2 separate regions of the Homo sapiens genome follow, and region 1 is linked to region 2. A link is a contact called in ENCODE Hi-C or POLR2A ChIA-PET data. All regions are on one chromosome and are shown on one strand. The core of a region is the stretch at or near the end of the contact, and the rest is flanking DNA. Distances in the headings are between cores, read along the strand shown.

Region 1 (2,835 bases), core at 178-2,677, 1.3 Mb after region 2:
TCAGGAGATCTAGACCATCCTAGCTAACAAGATGAAACTCCTCCTCTACTAAAAATACAAAAAATTAGCCGGGCATGGTGGCACGTGCCTGTAGTCCCAGCTACTTGGGAGGCTGAGGCAGGAGAATCGCTTGAACCCGGGAGGTGGAGCTTGCAGTGAGCCGAGATCGCGCCACTGCACTCCAGCCTGGGCAACAAGAGCGAGACTCTGTCTCAAAAATAAAATAAATAAATAAATAAATAAATAATCAAAATAGACCCCATTACCAAATTTTCATGTTTTCAAGGATTCTCTAAAACCTACAATATTATCAATTACATATTCACAAATAATTACTGAATACAATATGGTATGTGGTAAAGTACAAAGGAGTACTGTGGCCATTTGTGATAAATAGAAATCAAATTGGAAATCTTCATAGATAACGTATTTTTTCTTTTTTTTTTGGAGACGCAGTCTCACTCTGTCGCCCAGGCTGGAGTGCAGTGTCGCGATCTCGGCTCACTGCAAGCTCCGCCTCCCGGGTTCACGCCATTCTCCTGCCTCAGCCTCCCGAGTAGCTGGGACTACAGGCGGCCGCCACCATGCCCGGCTAATTTTTTGTATTTTTAGTAGAGACGGGGTTTCACCATGTTAGCCAGGATGGCCTCGATCTCCTGACCGCGTGATCCGCCCGCCTCGGCCTCCGAAACTGCTGAAATTACAGGCGTGAGCCACCGCGCCCGGCCAGATAAGGTATATTTTTATTCCTTTTATTTTTACTCAACTCCTATGGTGCCACAAAATCCTATATTAAGCAGTATAATTGAAAAGAAAAAGAAAACAATAGCACAATGATTATAAAGAAAATAGCCTGAGTTAACTTCATTTGTGTCACTCCTAAAGCAGTGGATCAGATGTCAATGTTTATTATCATTCACTAATTACATTTATGAATAATTTTTAAAAGTAAAGGAAAAGACTGGCTGTTTTAACTAACATAATAGAAACTGTTGCTGGATTTTCTGTTGAAGGTATATTTTGAAGTGAGTTTTATTAAGTATAACTCGCATGTAAAATTCAAAAGAAAAATTAAATACATAAATAAAATGTGTCTTCCTCCACTAAAAGAGTAGGACACATCGCAGAAGCCGATAAATATTTGTTCAATGTTTACATGAACAAACACGGTCACTCAGCCGTCTTTATTTTCAGTGAGTCATAGGTAAAATATTCTTCACCAGGCGAGGATTGAGTCGCAGTCGCGTCAGGAACTCGCCTCCAGGTACTGAGCGAGCGAGCCCCGACGGCCGCGGTGGGTGGAGGGGGGAAAGTGGGGGAGAGTGGGGCGGGAGTAGAGGGAGAGCGAGGGAGGGAGCCTCACCCCCGGGACGCTTTCTGCGCACGCGCATCTCGGTGCATCTGTTGGGCGGGACCGCGGGGCCTGTGACACCGCACGCTGAGCTCTGTGATGTAGCCGCTTGCGGAGACTGCAAGCAGCCGCGGCGCGCCCGGCCCTCCCTCTTCCGCTGCCGCCGTGGGAATGGAAACATCTGCCCCACGTGCCGGAAGCCAAGTGGTGGCGACAACTGCGCGCCACTCCGCGGCCTACCGCGCAGATCCTCTACGTGTGTCCTCGCGAGACAAGCTCACCGAAATGGCCGCGTCCAGTCAAGGTAAGGGCGGGCGCGCGCGCGGCCGGCGCCGCGGGGAGCCGCCTTCCTGGGCTCCGGAAGGGGAAGGGCTCCGCGCCCGCCAGTCGCGACCGAGCTCCCCGGGGAGTCCAAGCGGCGCGGGGACGGGGAGGGCGCTCGGGGATCGCCCCTGGCTCAGCCGCTCCCAGGGTCCGGCCAAGGTCACGCGCGTGTCTGGGGCCTAACCACCCTGGGGTGTCGTCTCCAGTGGAGCTCACCCAGCCTTCCGGCGCCGCCCCCGGCGCAGAAGCCCGAAGACATTCTGTCCCCGTTCTCGGAAGCGGTCTGGCTTCTTTGTCCCTTTGGACGTTCATCTCAAATGCCTCGTGGCGTCATTCTGTGTACAAGGCACCTCCCCAACTGCTTTATTGTTGGTTTTGAAAAACTAGCACATATGGGATGGTACTTAGGAATAGCCTTCTGTTTAGTCGGCATAGTCAAAGATTCCGTGTAATTCGCAGTGGAGCACGTCTTTAAGTTATGCGTCTTACCCTATTTTGAATGTTTAGGTTGTATTTAATTTAGTACTGACTCACGGGATCCCATTGCTAAACAGAGCCATCATTGAAAACTCAATCATATAAACGTAAAATTACGTAAATTATGTTAAAAACAAAGGCAGTGAAAATACTAAAAACTCATCACTTTTATTATTTACCATGTTTTATTGTTACTTTACTTTTGAGGTTATTTATACATCTATTGTATCTTTGTGGAGGAGATACTATACTATGGTGCTCTACTGTGCGTCTCTTCCCATCTCTGGGTTCAGTAGTTTCACAATTCAGTAATGTCATGCTCACGATGAATGAATACGCAATGGAAATTGGCTACACTACAAATCAGCCCTTGCCTAAAGCCGACTGTTAAGCATTTCACCAGCACGCCGCTAAATTTTAGATGACTCTGGGAAGGTGGAATGTGCAATGTGATAATTATGTATTTTCCTGCAGAGCAGACTGCTCTTATAGACTTTTATAAGAGCAGACTGCTCTTATAGACTTTTATAAGAGCAGACTGCTCTTATAGGTTGATCAGGTATTTGCACCTAGGAAATTGTTGTGAGAAATTTTGAGGTTAAGATGAGTTTCAATTGTTATCACAGTGATGATCACATAATAACTGTGATCATTGATTTTGTGGGCTCATAAACGAAGCTATT
Region 2 (3,065 bases), core at 566-3,065:
CTGTGGAGATTTGGCCTTATTTGTAATATCGTAATTTAAATAGGGATGTGTTCAGGTATTATACATAATTAAAATTAATCTCCAATTCACTTTTAACAGGTCCTCTGTTCATTAAAAGGGAATATGGCTTCATCCTCCACAGGCTGAGTAATGTTCATGCAGCCACTGCGCAATACCAGTGAGACTAGTTAGGAGGACAAGAGTCACCAAATCAGCAACAACGTGACCCAGTGGTGCAAGTCTTCCGAATCCCACGCTACCATCCCAGCACCCCGTGGACCAAGAGTGGGTGGGAGGGCATCATTTCCAGAACTGTAACATAGATCTTCCTGCCTCTCGGGGGCATTCTGAAGACCAGAAGGCAGGGGACACAGGAAAAGGAACTGAGCAAGTCATGACGAAGCAGAACCCTGGGAAGGGTTGGCAATAACAAACACAACCCCTGCCACCCCCACCCCAGACAGGTTCTACCTGTTCCATCGGGTCCCAATTCCAGGGTCCACCAGCTGCACACACCAGTCCCAGGGCTAGGGCACAGGCACCCTCCTGCCTAACTCGCCTGCTTGCTCCATAGGCCATACCTTTTAGGAGAAATGAAGGGAATGCAGAGAAGCAACACAACAAAGACCTCCGCATAGAGGAAGGTGGCAACTGCAGTCCACTGCAGACTCATCCTGTTGCTAGAAGGTTTCCCACAGGAAGATGTGAGCTTGTTTCCTGGCAGGGCACAAAAGGTACGGGACTTGTAAGCGCTGGGCAGCCAAGAACATCCAGTTCAGTTACCCTGCGAGGCTGGGGCCGCCACTCTCCACCCTGACCCCCTGCACTTTGCTTCAAAGTCTCTGATGCGCTGGCGGAAGCAGGGCTCCACTCGGCAGGGCCTCTTGGCCAGCAGCGTTCACAGGCCCCACAAACTTCCGTTCGCTGGTCAATTACCTGCCCCCTCCAGCACGTGTGTCAACACGTCCAGAGCGGCCTCTCCCGACGATCCCTGCCCCAGGAAGCCCGAGATTTCCGACGCCCGTTTAACTGAAAGGCGTTCTTCGGGAAGAGCAGTGCCAGGGCACCAAGAGGAGGACGCCTCGGCACCCATCGGGCGCTCCCTTCCCCGCCAGGCAGAACTCAGCCGCAGAGGCGGGCGCTCTGCGGGCCCAAATCCCCGCTACCAGGCAGGCCCAAGGCCGCACCTAGTCCAAGCGCTGCCGACGCCCCCGCCTCCCACCGTCCCCACGGCGCCCGCGGAGAGAAACCGGCACCTCCCTCGAGGATCCAGCGGCCTTCCGCCCGGGGCCGCTTCGCCTCCGGTGGGCTGGAGGCCCGCAAGAGCGACTCCTAGAGGGCAGGATTCGGGACCAAGCGCAAAGGCAGGTCTCGACCAAGCACCTCAAGGCCCCATACGGAGAAAGTTCTAGACGCAGTATCCTCAGAAGCCAGGGGTCCTTACAGTAGCCCTCGCGGGCCCCAGCGCCCACCCAGAGCGAGGGGCCTCCGACTTGGCCCCGGCCTGGCACACCGTCCCGGAGGCCCATCCCGGCCGCTCCTCCAGGTGGGGCTTCACCGCCCCCCGCCCCGCCCCCGAGACCAGCTTCTAGAGGCGCCGCCCGGTTTCCCCTCGCCCCTGCCTCTCACACGCAGGTAGGCTGCGGGCCCCGAGATTCCCCGGCCCCCGGGCCTCCCCGCGCCGCTCGCCTCTCTCCCTCGTCGATGGGCCGGGGAGCCTCCGCGGTCCCGGAGCCCAGCCCGGCGCGCGGAGCCCGCTCACCGAGTTTCCCACAGTCAACGTGCAGGCCCCGCCGCAGCAACAGAACTCTCCCACAGCAGCCCCGGCCCCGCCCCTCATACCGCGGCCGGAAACCGGAAGCGCCCGCCGGGCACCGCCCACCAGCCCTCGCGAGGCCCCGGAGGCTCCGCCCACCTCCGCTTCCCACCCCGCCCCGGAGCGGAGGGCCGGCGCTCCGAGCGGGAGAGGAAGAGGCGCCTCGGGCTCCGGGCGAGCAGGGCGGGGTGGAGCGAGCACGCGGGCGGGGCGGGGCGGGGCTTTGTCGGGCCGGCGAGGGCCGCTTCTCTAGTCCGCGCGGCCGTCCCACGTCTCTGTGGTGCGGGAGGGGCCCCGCCGAGGGGCGAGAACGGGAGGTGGGGGTGTGGGCGGGCCCCGCCGAGGGGCGAGAACAGGGTGGGGCTCCCGCGCCCGGACTCCGCCCCTCGCCCCTCCTCCGCCTCCTCCCCTTCCCCCGACTCGCCCCTGGGGAAGAGTGGGTGGGGATTCTGGGCCGGTGGAGGAGTCACTGTCGCTTCAGCCAGGCTGCGGAGCGGACGGACGCGCCTGGTGCCCCGGGGAGGGGCGCCACCGGGGGAGGAGGAGGAGGAGAAGGTGGAGAGGAAGAGACGCCCCCTCTGCCCGAGACCTCTCAAGGCCCTGACCTCAGGGGCCAGGGCACTGACAGGACAGGAGAGCCAAGTTCCTCCACTTGGGCTGCCCGAAGAGGCCGCGACCCTGGAGGGCCCTGAGCCCACCGCACCAGGGGCCCCAGCACCACCCCGGGGGCCTAAAGCGACAGTCTCAGGGGCCATCGCAAGGTTTCCAGTTGCCTAGACAACAGGCCCAGGGTCAGAGCAACAATCCTTCCAGCCACCTGCCTCAACTGCTGCCCCAGGCACCAGCCCCAGTCCCTACGCGGCAGCCAGCCCAGGTGACATGCCGGTGCTCTCCAGGCCCCGGCCCTGGCGGGGGAACACGCTGAAGCGCACGGCCGTGCTCCTGGCCCTCGCGGCCTATGGAGCCCACAAAGTCTACCCCTTGGTGCGCCAGTGCCTGGCCCCGGCCAGGGGTCTTCAGGCGCCCGCCGGGGAGCCCACGCAGGAGGCCTCCGGGGTCGCGGCGGCCAAAGCTGGCATGAACCGGGTATTCCTGCAGCGGCTCCTGTGGCTCCTGCGGCTGCTGTTCCCCCGGGTCCTGTGCCGGGAGACGGGGCTGCTGGCCCTGCACTCGGCCGCCTTGGTGAGCCGCACCTTCCTGTCGGTGTATGTGGCCCGCCTGGACGGAAGGCTGGCCCGCTGCATCGTCC

Evidence for each region. A loop is a pair of places that touch in the nucleus more often than their neighbours do. ChIA-PET counts read pairs that join two places held with the same protein, here RNA polymerase II (POLR2A). Pooled maps may share reads with other maps.
Region 1: a map with no recorded cell type shows a loop between it and region 2 (13-fold over the local background). The contact joins the promoter of FUNDC2 here to the promoter of BCAP31 in region 2. A Hi-C loop is called at or near these places in 2 of 37 single-sample maps with no recorded cell type and 7 of 50 pooled maps. POLR2A ChIA-PET finds 5 or more read pairs at or near these places in 1 of 52 experiments (activated CD8-positive, alpha-beta T cell).

The regions. Positions count from the first base shown.
Region 1 is chrX:155,025,417-155,028,251 of GRCh38, forward strand. FUNDC2 (FUN14 domain containing 2) reads left to right here and starts at 1,428. Exons shown (of 5, transcript NM_023934.4): 1 at 1,428-1,655. The coding sequence starts at 1,523. RefSeq lists silencers at 1,249-1,338, 1,609-1,928 and an enhancer at 2,106-2,835.
Region 2 is chrX:153,722,572-153,725,636 of GRCh38, forward strand. It overlaps BCAP31 (B cell receptor associated protein 31), which reads right to left and starts at 1,816. Exons shown (of 8, transcript NM_001256447.2): 1 at 1,763-1,816; 2 at 582-717. The coding sequence starts at 673. ABCD1 (ATP binding cassette subfamily D member 1) reads left to right here and starts at 2,285. Exons shown (of 10, transcript NM_000033.4): 1 at 2,285-3,065. The coding sequence starts at 2,696. RefSeq lists silencers at 1,095-1,274, 1,485-2,444 and an enhancer at 2,905-3,065.